Linked DNA regions of Mus musculus: region 2 is linked to region 1. A link is a loop called in an ENCODE intact Hi-C map of the cell type or tissue named here. Cell type or tissue: heart. All regions are shown on one strand. Links, peaks and the distances in the headings refer to the core of each region. The heading gives the core; the rest is flanking DNA.

Region 1 (9,451 bases), core at 653-8,652:
TCGATAGTTTGCATAAGCTCATTACTGTGAGATGAGAGCTATAGGAATGCTAGCTCTTTCAATTCTTACTCCGGCATTAAGCATCCTGGTCAATAATCTCTCCCCCTCCCCCCAGATCTGTATTATATGTATTTAACCTAGATATTCAGAATAGTTGAAGATCTTGAGGTAAGTAACATACAGCTTGGATTTGCCCCAAGTATTTCTCAACTATTAGGCAGAAAAAGGGGGAGAAAGAAAAGCACTGGCAAAAGACTACATGATCCTCAGAAGTCACCAACTCAGAGGCATTGAGTACCTACAGTGTTCATAAAGAGCAGAAGATGTCAGGAACTCAGATCTTTGTATCAGCATATGAACACCCTCAGCCTAACCTTTTTTTTTTTTTTTTTTGAAACTCACAAAGGTGACCATCACACTCTTGGCCTAACCCACATTTAACAAACAAACAAACAATCAAACAAACACACAAACAAAATAAAAATGCTCTGACTTAGTTGCTACCATGTGATAATCAGGGGATTTCCTATAAACATAAATTTCCAGCTTCTTTCTGAAAGCCAGAAGGTATGGAAAACCCGGGCTTACAGTCTAGGCAGCAACCATCAGTTAGCCTCCAGCATCAGCTGCTCTTCATGAGATCAGATGTTTCAACTCCTGTCCACATTGCTAAAGAGATCTTTCCTACTTGGATTCTCTGAGGTAGGATTTTTTAAAAGCTGGATTCACCTTGATGTCATGTGAAGAGACTTAGAAATGATTGATTCTCATGGCTCACCTCTTTATAGAATCCATCTCGGGGATATAGAGCAGATCTGGGATTTTTGGTAAACTCTCCAGGCAATATTGTTCTATGATTAAGATGGAGGGCCACTTAGACACATCATTTAACCTGTATGTGTATCACCTGGCAATTCTGCTCAACTGCAGCTTGTGATCTAGGCCGTCTAGGACAGAACCTTGTATTCTGCATTTGTGACCCGTTCTTAATTCTGCCGGTGCAGCTGATCTGTGGGTCTGGTGTTGACGAAGACTCCAGGACACTGGTACTCATTTGGTTTGTGTTTGAAAACCTAAAATACACACTAAGATTTCAAGGCCAGTGGAAGCACATTCTAACATCACGGTTAGTACAGATGGCCAATGGATGCATCCTACTTGTTTTCACTGTTGAGGCTATTGTCTCAATTATGGTTACTCAAACTCTTTCTCTGTAGTTCGGGTCCTTGATTGACTCTGATTTCCATGCCATCTTTGCCAGCGATGATACTCTTGTATCTCTGTTGGGAATTTCCCATCTTCTGACATATTTATCAAATAACCAAAGCCAACAGTTTGATAAGTACTGGTTGAATTGTGTGTGCTGTGTGTTTGTCTGTTTGTCAATTTGACACAAGGTAGAGTCAAGGTAGAGTCTTCTGGGAAGAGGGCTTCATAATTGACAAAAACTTTTTATTATATTGGCCAGTAGATAAAAATGTGGGACATTTATTTATTTATTCCTGATTAATGTGGAAGGGTGCAGCCCACTGTGGGTGATGTCACCCCTGCGGAGGTGCTCCTGGATTGTACAAAAGAGAAAGGTGAGGGATTTATGCAGACTAAGACAGGCAATTCCTCTATGACCCCTGCTTCAGTTCCTGCCTCGACTTTCCCTCATGATGGACTGCAGGCTGGAAAAGGAAGAAAGCCCTTCCCTTTCCTCCTAAAGCTGCTTTTGGTGATGGTCTTTCTCCCAGCAATAGAAAGCAAACCAGAACGCTGTGTCTACGTGACATACGAGCATTTTATTGGGGTGGGTTCCAGTATGTCCCAGAAGGCCCAGGATAATCATTCTCAACTCCCAGCATGCAACAAATGGTTTGGAGAGTTTCCTAAAACAGCTTTTTTTTTTCTTTCCACTCCAATCTGACATTTTTGGTTTAGAGAAGACAGATAATTTGCATTTCCAGGAAACTCCAAGGAGATGTTCACAGTCCTGCCCATCTGGGGTTTTTGTAGAAATGAAGAGAAAGCTTGTGGCACAGGGGCCCCTTTGCCTTATCATATCAGCTTCTTGCTTTATTACAGTTACAGTTTGTGTTCCCAGATAAGGTTTTACTCAAGAGGTTACTAGAAAACACAAGTATAAGGCTAAGAACTTGTCATGCAAGGGTAAGTACCTGACTTCAGAGCCCTAGTGCTCAAGTAAATGTGGGTGGGCATAGGGGCTTGACTGTAAATCCCAATGTACAATGTGCAGAGGCAGAAAATCTTTGGTGCAAATTGGCTAGCTGTAGTATCTGATGGGTGCTTCAGGTTCAAGTGGGAGACCCTGCCTCAATCCATAAGGTGGAGAATGAGGAAGACTCCACTGTTAAGTATACACAGGCACACACATGCATACACATGTGAATATGTATACATATGCACACAGGCTCATACTCCAAGTATGAATAGTCATATTGTTTTGTTATTGCTTTTAATTCATAAAATCTATGGGAAATGGAAATAAAATGTGTGGGAAGGTATCAATTTAATATCAATGAAATAGATTATTTGGTGCCCGGGTATGGAAAAATTATTTTTCTTTCATGTGACCCTCTTTGGACATAAGCTGTGTGTTGTGTTCAGTTATAATGAAAATAAGTCAAAGAACGTGTAAGTGCATAATCAATTGCTGAAGACTTTTCTATTAAGAGGAAGTGCAGTTGGGAATTAGATGCTTTTTTACGGCTGAATAGAATCCTATGCTGGAGCCTCTTTCCAAGACTCTAGTGAGCCCAAAGGGAGGAGAGAGCTAGCAAAGTTTGTATTTTCTTCGAGGAGAGGAAAACTAAAGAAAACATCTGTGAATGTTTTATTACTTGAGTTGTCTTAGTTTGGATTAGATTTAAGGGCTTCTACCGCAGGAAACACACCACGGCCATCCACCAGGAGGCTCTTCCTTTCACAGACTACGGAAGAATGTACCCCTGTACCTTGGTTTCTAATTGCCACTATTAAATACTCCGACTGAAGCAACTTACAGGAGAAAGCATTTAACTCACAGTTCAGAGTAGTCTATCATGGTGGGTAAGTTAAGGCCATAGGAACTTGAATAGCTGGCCACCTTATGCCCTCAATCAGATAAGAGCAACCAGTAATGCATGCATGCATAGCCCTCATTTTTTGTCTCCATTCGTACAGTACAGAATTTCCTGCCCTAGGTGTGATTCTACTCATAATTAAGATGGATCTCCCTACACAAATTAACATAATCTATATTCAGAGAGATTCTATAAAGACTAGGCTGGTTTGAACTCGAGACTATGGCTTCAGCTTCAAAGTGCTGGGATTACAGACTTGTCACCACATCCTGAATGGTAGGCAAATTCTTTATTTTATTTTTTATTAGATATTTTCTTTATATAAATTTCAAATGCTATCCTGAAAGTTCCCTATATCCTCCCCCCGCCCTGCTCCCCTACCCACCCACTCTGCTTCTTGGCCCTGGCATTCCCCTGTACTGGGGCATATAAAGTTTGCAATACCAAAGGGCCTCTCTTCCCAGTGATGGCCAACTAGGCCATCTTCTGTGTAGGCAAATTCTTTTTTTTTCTTTTCTTTTCCATTTTTTTATTAGGTATTTAGCTCATTTACATTTCCAATGCTATACCAAAAGTCCCCCGTAGCCACCCACCCCCACTCCCCTACCCACCCACTCCCCCTTTTTGGCCCTGGCGTTCCCCTGTACTGGGGCATATAAAGTTTGCGTGTCCAATGGGTAGGCAAATTCTTAAATGTGATGTGGGTAGCAGCCTGCTTTTGTCTTTATTAGATACCAAGAGTACCAGAAACATTAGTACCTGAATTGTGTACTGAGATCTCTTCTTTTAGAATGGGCGTCACCTTTAAACGTGACTGCATTTGTTTAACATAAACTGTGAATTTCATTTTTTCCCTCTGCTTCCAAAACTCACAGTAATACACTACCAAATTTAGAATTTGACAACAGACTAAGTTCTTGGTTAAGAAAAAGCATTTTGTTGCCAGAATAGCTGCAAAAGGGATCTTTAGGGCAAGAAGGGTGGGTGGCTACAGGTTCCTGAACTACAAAATAAGACATATTTTGGGAGCAAAATTTAAAAAGTCCATGAGTTCTTGAACGTTTTTATGAAGACAAAACACGGGGCTATCATCCTTTCTTATCTGGGAAGGCTGAGCCATTATCACTTTTTTCTTGAGCAGCTTCCATAGTGGTTTCTACTCCAAGGATCTACATTTTTACATCTAACAAACCATAGACTTCATTTGAGTTTCTCCAGCCTATCAGAAGCGTTAGAAGGCGGTGGACTGGCTGAATGACCTACATAGGCTCTGCCTTGCAAGGACTGCCAGAGATCACCCGGTATGCGCCCTCCTCACAGAACACTCCTTTTCCTCTAGATCCCGCCTTGGTTCCTGGAGGCAGCCGTGCCAGGCTTTTGCAGGCGGCGGGCACTCGTTGCTCCAGCTCACCCTTTCACCCCTCCTTCACCCCGGGAGTGCCACGCCGGGTGGCGCGGTTTTTCTGACCACTAGGGAAGCTGGGCAGGCAAGGCCAGGAATTACAGGGCCTCCCCGCTTTGGCGAGCCCTCGCATCTGCATCTTCCTGAACCCAGCCACTGTCCTGAAGCTCTAGTGGATTCGAAAGAGGCAGGGTCTCGCAGGCAGCCGGCTGGGCTCCAGAGAGGCCTGAACTTATTTCCCACCCCCCACCCCCATCCCCATTTGAACTCCCTGCTTCGGGCCTGGGCGACGCCCCGCAGGCGAGCCAGCCCCAAGCACGCAGAGTTAGAGCGCTCCGTAGCGGAGGGCGCGCGCCGTCCAGTCGCCCGGGGCATCCCCGAGCCGGGGGCGGGGGCGAGGGCAGCGAGGGGTGCGGGGTAGGGTCGGCAGCACAGAGCGTAGCTCCTAGACCTTGGTAGCCCTCCCGGAGACTGGCAGAGGCGGAGGGCGCGGCTCGGGCGCTGGGGGGCGGGGTCTCGGGCGTTGATTGGTGTGTATCTGGGGGCGGGGCGCAGGGGCGGGCCCGGGGTGGGGCTGGCGCCTGGCGCTGGAGCTGCGCCGCTCAGGGAGAGGAGTAGCTAGCAGCTGGAGCCGAGTTGGAGGAAGCAGCGGCAGCGGCAGCGGCAGCGGTAGCGGTGAGGACGGCTGTGCAGCCAAGGAACCGGGACAGCGAAGCGACGGCAGGTCGCAGCTGGATCGCAGGAGCCTGGGAGCTGGGAGCTTCAGAGGCCGCTGAAGCCCAGGCTGGGCAGAGGAAGGAAGCGAGCCGACCCGGAGGTAGGCGGCGGCGGGTCCCGGTGTGCCCGGGAGGGGGAAGCGGTGCGAACGCGCACGGCCGCTGCTCTTCCTGTCACCGGCAGCCACTTCTGCTGCCGAGCCACTCAAGGGGAAGCGAGCAGGCTGCCAGCTCCCAGTCGCCAGCATCTCTCGGCCACTTGGAAGCCTTCTCCGGCCAGTGACCAGCTTGCTTGGTCGCAGCCACCTCCTGCTCTCATTTCCTTCGTGCCACCCCGGGCGGGCTGTGCTCGTTACCCGGAGCGTTCGGTCCTGGAGTTGCCAGCGGTCACCGGCTCCCCTCCTCCTCCGTCACCTCACGCTTCCGAGGGTCCCCGATCGCCCTGCAGCTTTCCGAAGCCGGGAGCGCGCGAGGAGAGTGCCTGGATCGCTGCCTTTGCGTTAGCGCGGCGTACCCTCCAGGCCCGGAGCCCCAGCCGGGGTCTCCGGCCAGGCTGGGCCATGGTGGTCCCCGGAGCTCGCCCCCAGCCCCCGCCCTCCGAAGTTTGCCTCCCTCCTCTTCCGGGGTGGGGGAAGTGCTCCTCGGGGCGGTCGGTGGCTGGGGCTCTAGCTCGGCGTCTGGCGCCCGCCGGGCTTGGGCAGGTTGCTGGAGGCATAATGAGTGGGATCCTGGCACCGCCCGGAAATCCAGCTTTTCCTAACGCGGGGCGACCCTGGAAGGACCTGCCCAGCACTAAGCTGCCGGCCAGGGAGAACCGGCCCGCGTGCAAGCCAGAGCTAAAATATCTGGGGGAATTGTCTGCAAGCTACTTCCTTCCCAAAGGCAGAAACTGCCCGGCAGATCACGAGACAAAGAGAATAGAAACGCTCTGACCAGGCACGCATGTACAGAAATGCATTTTAGTAACCAGCTTTCGCGCACAATAACGCAAGGGTGTGAGCGGAGTGGCTGTGACATGTTGAATGCTGTGTGCCGGCACTGTATTCAGGGGAATTCTGCTCCTGGCGCTAGTAATACCGGAAAGGTCTCACTTCCACCGTTAATTCTTGAAGAAGCTGCAGGCTCTATTGCTGTACTGGTGTGAATTTATGCTTTATTTAGGGGTTTCATGATTTTAGGACTTAATTTTCCCCCTTTTCTTTTCCTGTCTTTTTCCTCTTTGTCAGACAGTGTGAAATAGGAAAGGATGAAGCAGTTCCGGGTTTTAAGTGTAGCATGAGATTGTCATTTCAGTGAGATCGAGTTTCAAGTTTTAGGTGGTAGGGTTACTCACAAAGCTGGTTGACCTAGGCTCCTTGTGCAAGCCTCTCTTAATATTTCATTAGCTTGTGTTCCATGTTGGGCATTTGAAAGATAGTAAATTATGAGCTAAGAAAGCTTGTAGTAGGCAGATGGGTTTATTTCTGCCTCAGAGCAGATTGATTGCTAAAGTAGATATCATTAGGACTTCAGGGCCTTCTGCACAGGTGAGCCGCCCATGCATCGTTTGTCACTGAGCAGGGAACCAGCACCCCAAGAGCCCCCCCCTTTTTTTTCATTTTTTTTTTGACAGTTGCACTCAAGCAGACCATTTTCTGAAGCACACAAGTTGCTTAAACTTTGGAAAACATGTGCTTTTTGCTTATTACAAAGAAAATGATCCTGGTTTTTCTTGTGCCTCTTGTGGTTCAAAGGCAGGTTTAAATGGGGGAAGCTCCTTGCCTGGCAGGAGTTCTGTGCCACGCCACTGCTGGCTGCCTTCCTCTAAGTGCCTGTTGCAGGCCACGCCACTTTTCCATAGCAGTCTGTCAGCTTTTACGATTTGAAGAAAGTTGGATGCAGCTGATAACTGGCTCTCAGACTGTTGTGGGAGTTTGCTTTTAACTTTCATCTTGCACCAAGACCTGTTCCTAGTTGCATAACAGAACTCTGCCATGTGCACATTGTTATCTGTCATTTTATTTGCATTTTTATGATAGCATTCTGCTTTTTCACATCTGGGATGCACTGCAGTCATGTAAAAAGAAGGATTTCACTGCCCACTGACTCCATTTATTGTTTTCTTTAGCTGTGTGTGTGTGTTTGGTACATTTCTAATGTATGAAGTTAGTTTGGGAAAACTGAGCAATTGAACACATAGAAATATGCATTTTTGGCTGCTGATGGTGGGTGGTGTGCATGCATCTTTTGGAACTGTTAATTACACCTAACCTGATCAGTGCACCCCCTGCCCTTTTGTTCTTTTATTAAGTATATATTAATTGTATACAACAGTGAGGTTTTTGGGGGGACATTTTTCTACATGCATGTACCATAGTTTGTTCATATTCATTAGCCTTTTCTTGTCTCTTTCCCTCTCAGGCTAATCTCTCAAAAGGCTTTGAATCTTAAGTTCAAGTTTACTCAACCTCCACAGACCTAGTACCCTTAAAAACAGTGGCTTTTCCTTTCAACTGTTTCTGAGCCCACCATGGAACTTGAAGTTTGTTGTGTTGATGGACATTTCTTCTCTGCCACTCTGTCTCCTAAGTAGTGCAGCGAAATGTTGTAAAAGGCATTTACTTTGAGAAAATTATCCACATACTTGTTACAGTAGGAGGAATTCTGGTCCAGCTTTTATTGTGTTTACATTTTTTTTGACTTGCAAAATGTGTTTTATTGGATAAAGAGATAGCGAATGAGTCACCTGGGGAAATAGTCCCATGGGCAAGTCGTCTGTACAAGCCAAGCTAAGGTTTGCATGTGCGCTTTTGACTTTGAATCTCTCATGAATAAGGTGTACACACGCAGATGGATTGAGCTCCTATCAGTCTATTAGGCTCATTACACAGGGCAAGCAAAGCACAAAGCCCTTTCCATGACGTAGGGCTTTGCTAGCTAAGGCAGGAGATGAAGCGTCCTGGGGAAGCTAGGAAAACCAGAAAGTCACCTGTCAGTCCAAGGGGCTATTAGTTGTATGTGTGAGAATGTATCAGTTTGGAGGCAGTTTCTCATGCAGTCCACCCTGGCCTTGAACTCTTAATGTAGCAGAACTTGACTTTGTACTCTGGAGTGGTTCACCTCTATCTCCCAAGCCCTGGGATTACAAACTTGTGCCACCAAACTCAACTGTCAGGTTTTTGGGTTTTTTTTTTTGTTTTTTTTTTTTTTTAAGACAGTGTAAATTGCATCTTTATTTATTTATTTATTTATTTATTTAAAAAAGCATCGGTTGTGATTAACTTTTAAGCACTCATATTTTATTGCAATTTTTAAAGTCTCCTTTGACTCCTCTCTAATGAAATTTTTTTTGTGTGGGGGGGTCATGGTTTTGCCAATACTCTTATTGAAATCACTTGCCTAAAGTACTGGCAATTAAGGCCGTTTCTTGTACACTAAGCCAAATGAACTGAAAGATAGAGGGTGTAAAAACTTATAGCTTGTCTGTCTGGCTCATGCTATCCTCCCCCCCCCCCCACTCCCCAACCTCCCATTTTCTGGAGAAACGTGCACCGAGTACAAGCTTACTAAAGAAAAAAAAATCGTAAAAACAGCACTTTGTTCTGCCACTATTGTATACCTTAAAGTAAATCAAATATATACCCATAAGCACCTGTAGTCAAAACAGTTCTCAGGTTAATGATCACCTGGGGGAGAATTGAAATCATAGGCGCCTGGCCAAAGGGTCAGGAGGCTCTGCCAGTGGGTGTTGTGAGGAGTTACAGGCGGGGTGTCTGGCCAGCAGTTCAGCCTTTGCCCCTTTCCTTCTTCCTGGAATGCCTCTGTAGTCCTGACAAACTGGGCTTATCCCAGGAGGACCCAGCTGCCTTCATTCTCTGGGGGCATTGCGTGACTGTGTTCAGTTTTTCCTCTTTGAGGAAGACGCCATGAAACTCAACTAGATAGCAGTGTCGGGACTCCCACCTTGTGCTCTGCCACCAAGTCACAATTCTGTCCCCCTCCCACATACGCCCCCTGACCTCCCCTGGGCCACCTTCCACCTTGGGTCTGGAGAGAGAATTACTTGGGCTAAGTCCACAGGCAGGCTCTATCTGACTCTATTTACAGCAGGAGTTTTATTTTAGGTAGCTTCAGGCTTCTTTTTAGAACTGCTTGCAGCACTGAAAGGCAGCGCAAGAGAAAATTCCTGGCACCTGTCTGTTTCGGTTTTAAATCTGCATTGTGCAAACAGCAGTGACATTCAATGCCGATATTGCTAGCAGTCCTATTGTTACCAAGAGCGGAAC
Region 2 (8,000 bases), core at 1-8,000, 49 kb after region 1:
CAAGAAGAAACTCAGTTCTATAAGGAGCCTGCTTCTGTCTCTAATATTGGTAGATATTTCTACCTCGACCCCTTTTATATTATAACTTCTGTCCATTTGTCTTTCAGCCAATATGGGACATGTTAATAACCCCTAATTTAATAAATGAAATTATTCCTGCTCATATTGTCCAGATGTGAACCTAAGCAGACCGTGTGGGCTTTCTGACTTAATGGCTAAGCGATGCCAGTCTTTCCCTGGTAATTGAACCTTCTGTCATCTGCAGTTAGCAGATGATGGTCTCGAAGCAGGAGGCACACAGTCAAACTTCCTGTTCGTTTAAAGGGAAGCCAGGGACAGATGGAGAAGCGTCAGATGCAAGAACCTTACTAATCACACCGTTTCAGTAGAGCCCTGCTCATGTCCTGCTCTCACGCTGGACACTATGACAAACTCCGAGATAGCTGGAAACCCAACAGGTTTTTGGCTTGTGTCAAATGCTGTGGGTGTTCCCAGCTCCACTCAGCTCAGCCCAAATGCCTTTCCAGGAGGGCAGAGCCATCTTGAATAACCCCAGTAAAAGTGTGCCTGCTTACTCGATCCTCTTGGAACACTATGGTATAGTTCATTTGTTTGTCTTAATAGTTTTTATTTTGAAATGAATACATCCCCCAGATGACCAAAGCCACACAGAAGAAGATCGGAAGACTGTTTGAAAGAGCACTGCTGTCTACCCAGTTCTGAGTCTACCAGTCTTGTGTCACAGCCTGCTGGCAGGTCCTTGCTCTGTGCTGACATTGTTCCAAGTGTGACTAGGGCGGGCAAGAATGACCGTAAAAGTTTTGGTTAATTCATTTTCTGTTTTACATTTATAAGAGTAAGTGCAGGATGCATGTCAGGAAACTTGATTCCACGCCTCCTTCTGTTCAGAGCCCCTGTTGCAGGGCCCTGTGACTTGTTTCTGTCCCAGTCTGAAGTCCACATGGTGGCTGTGTCATGTATTCTGCGTGATTTCATCTAAGATCTGGCATTTTCCCCTTCCAAAGTGAATGGTCAGTTGGGAAAGGAGAGAACTGTGCCCAAGCTGCTCTCACAAGCACTCTTGTGGTTTTTAAGAGTGAGGAGGGATGTGTGTCGAGTCGCTATGATGGGGCTTGCTTCCATTGGACAGCCAGCAATCAGATATGCTATGCATTTAATGGTGGACTCTCTTAGGAAAGAAGACTATGTTCTGTAAAGGCCAGACCAGGCAAGGAGCAGTTCTCACTTCCTGAGTCCGTTCTCTGGCCACAGAACCACTAATAATGTTGCCATCTGGCTCTGGACAGTCCATTGATGAAGTACTTACTTAGTACATGGGGAGTCCCTTGAATTGAATGCTGGTTCTGGCTGGTTTGGTTGTGTGAGACTGAACAAATTCTTTATCTGGGTCTCCGGTCTGCCCACCTCCTCATAAAGATGGGATGATGGCAGAGCCCTCCTCACGGTGTTGTGGACAATTGTATTTGGAAATTTCAGTACACCCACTCAAGTCCAGAATGTAGCACATATTAAATCATCATCATGTTGGCCACGACGATGACGACGATGACGACGACAGTCTTTGTACCCACAGTTCAGATGCTCTGGCCTTAGTGCATTGTCTCTGATCTTGTGTGGAACGGGATTATTTTCCCATAACCACATTTTAAAAAACATAGTTTTCTGAAGAATGAAATGACTGAATGGTAACACACACACACACATACACACACACACACACACACACACACACCCCAGAATAACCTGTGGTGGGAGCAGAGTGGGCTCCTCAGACTAAGCCACCTGTCCCTGTCCTGTCATTGACTGACTGTAGTAGTTCACAGGCAGATTTGTTCCCCCACCCTTTTCTCAGAGTCCTATAGTGCTGTGCATGCATTGCTCAGAATTCCAAAACCATCAAAGGAGGTTACTTTGACAGATGACTCAGAAGTAGGGAAGAGTGAGGACTGGAAAGAGAAGCCCTCCTAGAGCCTTAACCTCTTTGCGGGGGGGGGGGGGGGGGGGGAGGGGGGGAGGGTAAGCACTCACACCAGCCTCCCAGTCTATCCCAAAGGAGACAAGGAGGCTGCTGTGTCGGCTCCCGGAAGTGGCCTCAATGTGTAGCGGCCTGAATGTGTACCATAGTTTCCACTATCCCCTTTCCTCCCTCACTAACTGGCTTCATGCTATTCGCAGTTCCACGGTCTTCCTTCCCCACCAGATCTGAACACACAGAGGCTCCTGCAGCCATGATCTCTGATTTGTAGCTGCCCCAGGCTTTGAGATTCACGTTAAGGCCACATGGCCCGTTGTCTTCTGCGAGGTCCATGTTCAGAGGTCACCGGAGCTCTTCAGTCTTTTTTATTCTAGCAGAGTGAAAATGAATACTTAATTTGCAAAGCCTGCTTTAAGCCCCACACCTTAGGTTCAGAAGGATAGGTCATTGTAACCAGACGATGTGTCAGTGACTCCTACCACCCTCTCACTTTCTAATGTTTTGCACACACATTTGAAGGAACCTGTGCTTGCTGATGCCAGCCATCCCTAACACGTGATTGACAGGGTTTCGGTAGCATGGCAGCAGAGAACACTTTTTGGATATTTTCTTTAGTTACATTTCAAATGTTTTCCCCTTTCCAGGTCTCCCCTTTGGAAACCCCCCTATCCCATTCCCCCTTCTCCTGTCTCTATGAGGGTGCGCCCCCCCCAACTCTCGACCTCCCGCCCTGGCTTCCCTTACACTGGGGCATTGAACACCCTCAGGCCCAAGGGCTGCTCCTCCCACTGATGTCCAACAAGGCCATCCTCTGCCACATATGCAGCCAGAGCTATGGGTCCCTCCATGTGTATTCTTTGGTAGTTGGTCCAGTCACCAGGAGCTCCGGGGTGACTGGCCTGTTGACACTGTTGCTCCCTATACGGGGCGGCAAACCCCCTCAGCTCCTTCAGTCCCTTCTCCAACTCCTCCATCAGGGAGGGGACCCCCCACGCTCAGTCCAATCAACCATTGGCTGCTAAATCCACCTGAAAGGTGTAAATTTAATACTTTCCTATTTAGCTATGTTTCCAACTCCCCCCTAGAGTTTAAGAACTAGAAGCAGTTTAATATGGCTGGTCTTATTAATCCTATTAATCTTTGACAATTTCTCTCAGCTGCACCGCGAGGATCCCGAGATACTGGATATTTAGTTCAAAGTTCCCTGACTCTCACTGCCCATAGAGAAACCAGGAACAGCTCAAGCATGTTCCTCCTCTTTTGGATCCCCCTCCCCCCCTTTTCTTTTCTAGATATAGTGACAGTTGTGCCTAGAAGAGGATCTAGTCATACAAAACATAAAACTCACAGAGAGGCCACGGCTGGCTTTTAACCCCTCTCTGGTTTTCCTAAGTGGCTTCAATGAGCATGTCTTTACAAGGCTGTTGCAAAAGCGACCAGCAGGCGGAGCCCTAACGCAGTCTTACAATGATTTCTTTTCACTTCTCCCCTTGAACGAAGTTGCCCAAGCGCTATTGGAGCCAATTGAAAACATCTGTTGTTTTATTTATAGCTACAATTTCTAAGAAGCATATTCTATAGCGGTTGAAAAAGGAGTTGACAGCTCATAATTCATAAAGTTACTGGGGCTAATCTGATAGAACAAAATGTACAAAACTCCTTCCCATGGTGCAGGCGCTATCACTTCCTGTTCAACCCTACAAAGAAGTAGTGGCTAAGCGGGGCGGAAGGGGAACACAGAAAGGGTCCTCTGTGAGATGCTAATGGCAGAAGAGAGCACCCCACAGCGAGGGCAGTGCCTTCCCCTCTGCCAGGCTGAGTCACTGGTTCTTTTTCATTAACAACATCCCAGGTATTTCCATTTATAGAAAATCAGCATTTTCCCACCAATCCCACTTTGCAGCCAGGAAGTTTCAGCTGCGTCCTGTCTGCAGGAGTAGGAGCTAAGGTGTTGATTAAAAAGCCTGACTGGTTGCCACCCAGATGGGCGGCAGGCTTATTTTACAACTTTTCATTCAGCAGGTTGCTCCTTTATATTGAGTTGCCTACTTCACGCTCCCCCCCCCGCCCCCCAGACCTTTAAGCAATTATTACGACACAAGCACTCCTCAAATGTCATCTCCCTGTTTGTTAGCTTATTCTGAGAATCTTTGGCGGAACAAGGTCAGATGCAATCAATATATACTTAATATTTTGCGACAGTTCTATCTACAGTGCTTCCTGGTATTGCAGTTAAGGGAAAAAAAAAGTTAGCCTGACATAAATGAGTTGCCATAGCTTAGTACTAGTTCCAACTGGCGGTGCTTGTAAGAGACTGTACTGAGACAGTCCATCTTGCTTCAGTGGGCCCATTTAACGTTCTTAAAGCCAAGGTCACTTCTTTAGTGAAGAGGTGGGTAAGTTTGTGTTCATTTATTTGATGAATGTGGTGTCTTTTGATAGAGGAAAATGTGTTCGCCCACCAGAATTAATTGCCCGCGCGGAACAGTAGTAGTAAAGACATATTGCTTGACTTCTTTCAAACCATGACCCTTCACACCATTAAGGCTGTGTTTACCTTTATCTCAAGATCATTTGCCTTTATTCTGTGGAATAAAGCTTTCTGCCTGTGTCTTTTTTTTTTTTAATTAAGGGGTTTTGTTAATGAATAACTCTGACTGTTACAACCTCAGTTTCTCATGTATTTCTCGAATTTTATTGTGAATTTTCCATTCAGTATTTTTGAGTCATTCATCTTTCTTGCCCATCCCATATGCAATCCATCTTTCTCTTCTTCTTCTTCTTCCTCTGATATTCTAGTCTCCATATATTTTGTTGTGGTTATTTATTTTTACACGTATGGGTGTTTTGTGTGGGTGCCGTGTGCATGTCCTGCCTTCAGAAGCCACAAGTCGTCACTGGATCTCCTGGGACTGGAGTTAGCCATTGTGAACTGCTGTGCGGGCACTGACAATCGATCCTGAGTCCTTTGGAAGGGCAGCTAATGCTCATACCCACCAGTGCCCAGGTCTTTACTGGACCTTTCTTCCACCTGATGACTCACAGTGAGCCCTTCATAGTTTGCCAAATATGATAAGTTGGCCAGTTATTTTTAGCTGAATAAACCCAGTGACATTCCTGAGGAAGAATGTGCTTAGTTTAGCCTTATGAGAAAAATATTTAATAAATGCTGTCCCAAAAATATTTAGCCTGGCAGGGGCTCAGGCCTGATAAAGGAGAAGTGATGGTAAGATGCTGACCCACCAATCCCAGCCCGACTTGAACAAACATGCTTCTTGTCACCAAGGCCCGTACGTGTTGCCAGGATCGTTTATATCCATCTTATTCAAAGCTTTTTGCAGCCTCTGTTCTTGGCTGGGTAACCTCCAGCGCGCACCAAGTGGGCCTCCCAAGAAAGCAAACTGGATCCATTCAGATTAGTTTGCCACTTAACTGCTGTACTAACTTTGGGCAAATCACGTCGTTATTTTAAATCTTCCTTTTCCTCATCTGTAAAATGGGGATAATTATACGGCCTCCCAAGCTCTTAGGGGTTTGAGAGTGAAAGACAAGGGGCTTCTCACCTCTAGTCATGGTAACTGGGCTCCACTGCATCTCCAATGCCCCATTTCCACAGTCTCTCCAAACCACACATCCAAACCAAGGAGTCTTGCCCTTAGCCAGAACTTCGGGACCTCAGTCAAGTTGTGACTCTCGAGATGCACCAAACAACAAGGGTCTCTGCCCCCAATATCTGTTGATATGACATTAGGTAGGATATCCAACTTAATCACTGAGACAGGGAGACCTTCTACTTAGTTCCATCTGCTGCGTAACACAAGGTGTTTTGCGGAGTTTCACTGTAAAACCAGCCTTTGAAACCAAGCACAGCTAGGGAACAGCTATCAGTATTCTGGCTCCTGGCGTCCTTTTCTCTTTATAGCTGGAGGAACACTCATCCTCAATTCTTGCTCCTTGAAAGTTGTGGTCTGAGATCTCGAAGCATGGGTATCAATCACTTGCTCAGCTGGAATTATTGATAAGTACCTGAAACCTTATACAGCAACCCTCTTTCTTCATCACTGTCAGAAACATTCTTACCCATAGAGGTGTTTTCTAAATACTTAAAAGAGTTTGCTACTGACTTTCTAGACAAAGGAAGTTTTTTGTTTTGTTTTGTTTTGCTTTGTTTTCACTTTAGGTGTGGATCTTGATACATGAGCTCAGGTTACCATAAAACCTTAGTAAACTCTGGTAATTTGGTAAAGACCTGGTAAGGAAGCCTTATGCCTCCTTCCACAGATCCTCCTCTGGAAAGTGTGAGACCACTGCTCTCATTATGAAGGACCCCCCCCCCCCCATACACACACACACACACACACACACACACACACACACAAACCTCATTTAAACTCAATAATCTTCCAGAGGCTGTCTCTTGAGTATCCTCACTTTAGGGGCAGAGGGTGGTACCTCAAAGGACTTCAACATATGATTTATGGGAAACACAATATAGTCCAAGGCAACTGAATCACATCCCTTACCTTGAAATGTACCATAAAAATAATTACAGATAACATTTATGACAAAATATTAATTGTTGGGTCTAGGTGGAGTATAGCCAGGCATTCAAGTTTTCAGTATATTTTTAAATGTCAGAGAAAAGTAATGGCTGACTAGGATGGGGTCTGGTGATTCTCTGTTGCCTCTGATGTCCATCCAGCCTTTCTTAAAACTCTCAGCATTGTTCATCTGAACCAGTTTACTGCTTTGGCAGCTCCTCCTCCTCAAATTCTGTCCTCCGTTGGCCAGCATTTGCTTCTGCCTGATCAGTGGGTTTGCCAGCTGAGATCAGACATCTTCCTGGCCTCTGGGGTCACCATGTTAACTTTCCAGTCCCTTCCATCTCCTCTAATTGCATCTGGGGCTTCTCAAACTCCTCCTATGATCTGGCTTCATTGGAGCATTTGTAACACGTTTTTATACATTTGATGGTGAGGTTTAGTATCAAATGTATATAGGAGAGATGTGAGCATTGCGTCCAGCCCTCGCTCACCTTGTTCTGCAAGGTGTTCCTACTTCCATCTGCTATGAACAGGGGTGCCCACTGCTCCACTGTGTGTACCCCTGATTACCTGTATATCAAAACAGTGTGAGAATGGAAGAGAATACATCTGCTGTCTAACTTGGGGGCAGGAGATACATAAGCGGATGCTGCTGTTGAGGTGGCTTTTCTTGAACCCACCAGTACTTGGCCATTGCCTGATGGGAATGAGGATCACATGTCTTCTGTATTACATGACATTCTTACTGCAGTTACCACTGAAATTTGGGAACCTTGAAATTTTGGGAAACATCATAGCAAACATGTCCAAACCAGGGACTGATGAAGAGAAAACTGGCCCATGCTAAGCACATACACACTACTTAGGAGCTTATGACATGGACCAAGTGGCTTAATTTCTCAACTTCTGTTTCCTTGTCTTTACATCAAAAAAACAATAAAGACTATACATCTTTGAGCTGGTATGAAAAAAGAAAAAAGAGCATACATGTTAAAAGGTGTGGGGACATTTAGCTGGTGCCATTAACACTCCTTCCTTCATGCATTCAACAAAGAGCCAAGTGCCACCACGAGAACATATGTGAAATGTGATTTTTTTTTCTCTTACTCCCCACTTCCACCTCCCCATTCTTTCTTTTAGGGGTTATCTAAGTCATGCTTCAAATGAAATCTTTCTAAGCCAACAGACCAAAGGACCAACTTCCTTATAAATCACTGGCCTTTGAAATTCCTTGGACTCAACTATAAATTATTTTCTTGCTAGGAAATGGGGGTGGGGGGCTCACTCTCTTCCCTATTTACCTCCTGCTCAGCATTTTAATTCGCTGTGCACAGTAAGTTGTCATCTTTACATCACATTCCAATTTAGGTGATAAAGATCACAATTAATTAGCTTGCCTGTCAAAGATTAAGTGTAACCTTGCCCTTCTGTATCCTGAAGTCACTTTATGGCTTTAGTAG

What was found. Peaks named below come from ENCODE experiments on the same cell type or tissue, not always from the same donor. Only the 100,000 strongest peaks of a DNase experiment are listed, where the experiment ranks them.
Region 2: it touches region 1 in a loop (3-fold over the local background); 3 of 42 quality-filtered maps call a loop at or near these places.

What each region holds. Positions count from the first base shown.
Region 1 is chr13:101,763,813-101,773,263 of GRCm38, reverse strand. Pik3r1 (phosphoinositide-3-kinase regulatory subunit 1) reads left to right here and starts at 5,047. Exons shown (of 16, transcript NM_001077495.2): 1 at 5,047-5,287. In heart, for the core only: a CTCF peak has its summit at 4,566; DNase peaks (open chromatin) are centred at 4,403, 4,963, 5,853 and 6,973; H3K4me3 peaks cover 3,442 bases; H3K27ac peaks cover 2,908 bases.
Region 2 is chr13:101,715,161-101,723,160 of GRCm38, reverse strand. All of the region lies in intron 2 of Pik3r1 (phosphoinositide-3-kinase regulatory subunit 1), which reads left to right. Among named protein-coding and RNA genes, the nearest start is that of Pik3r1, 49 kb to the left of the region's middle. In heart, for the core only: a CTCF peak has its summit at 3,435 (motif pointing right); DNase peaks (open chromatin) are centred at 3,440, 3,740 and 4,990; H3K4me3 peaks cover 655 bases.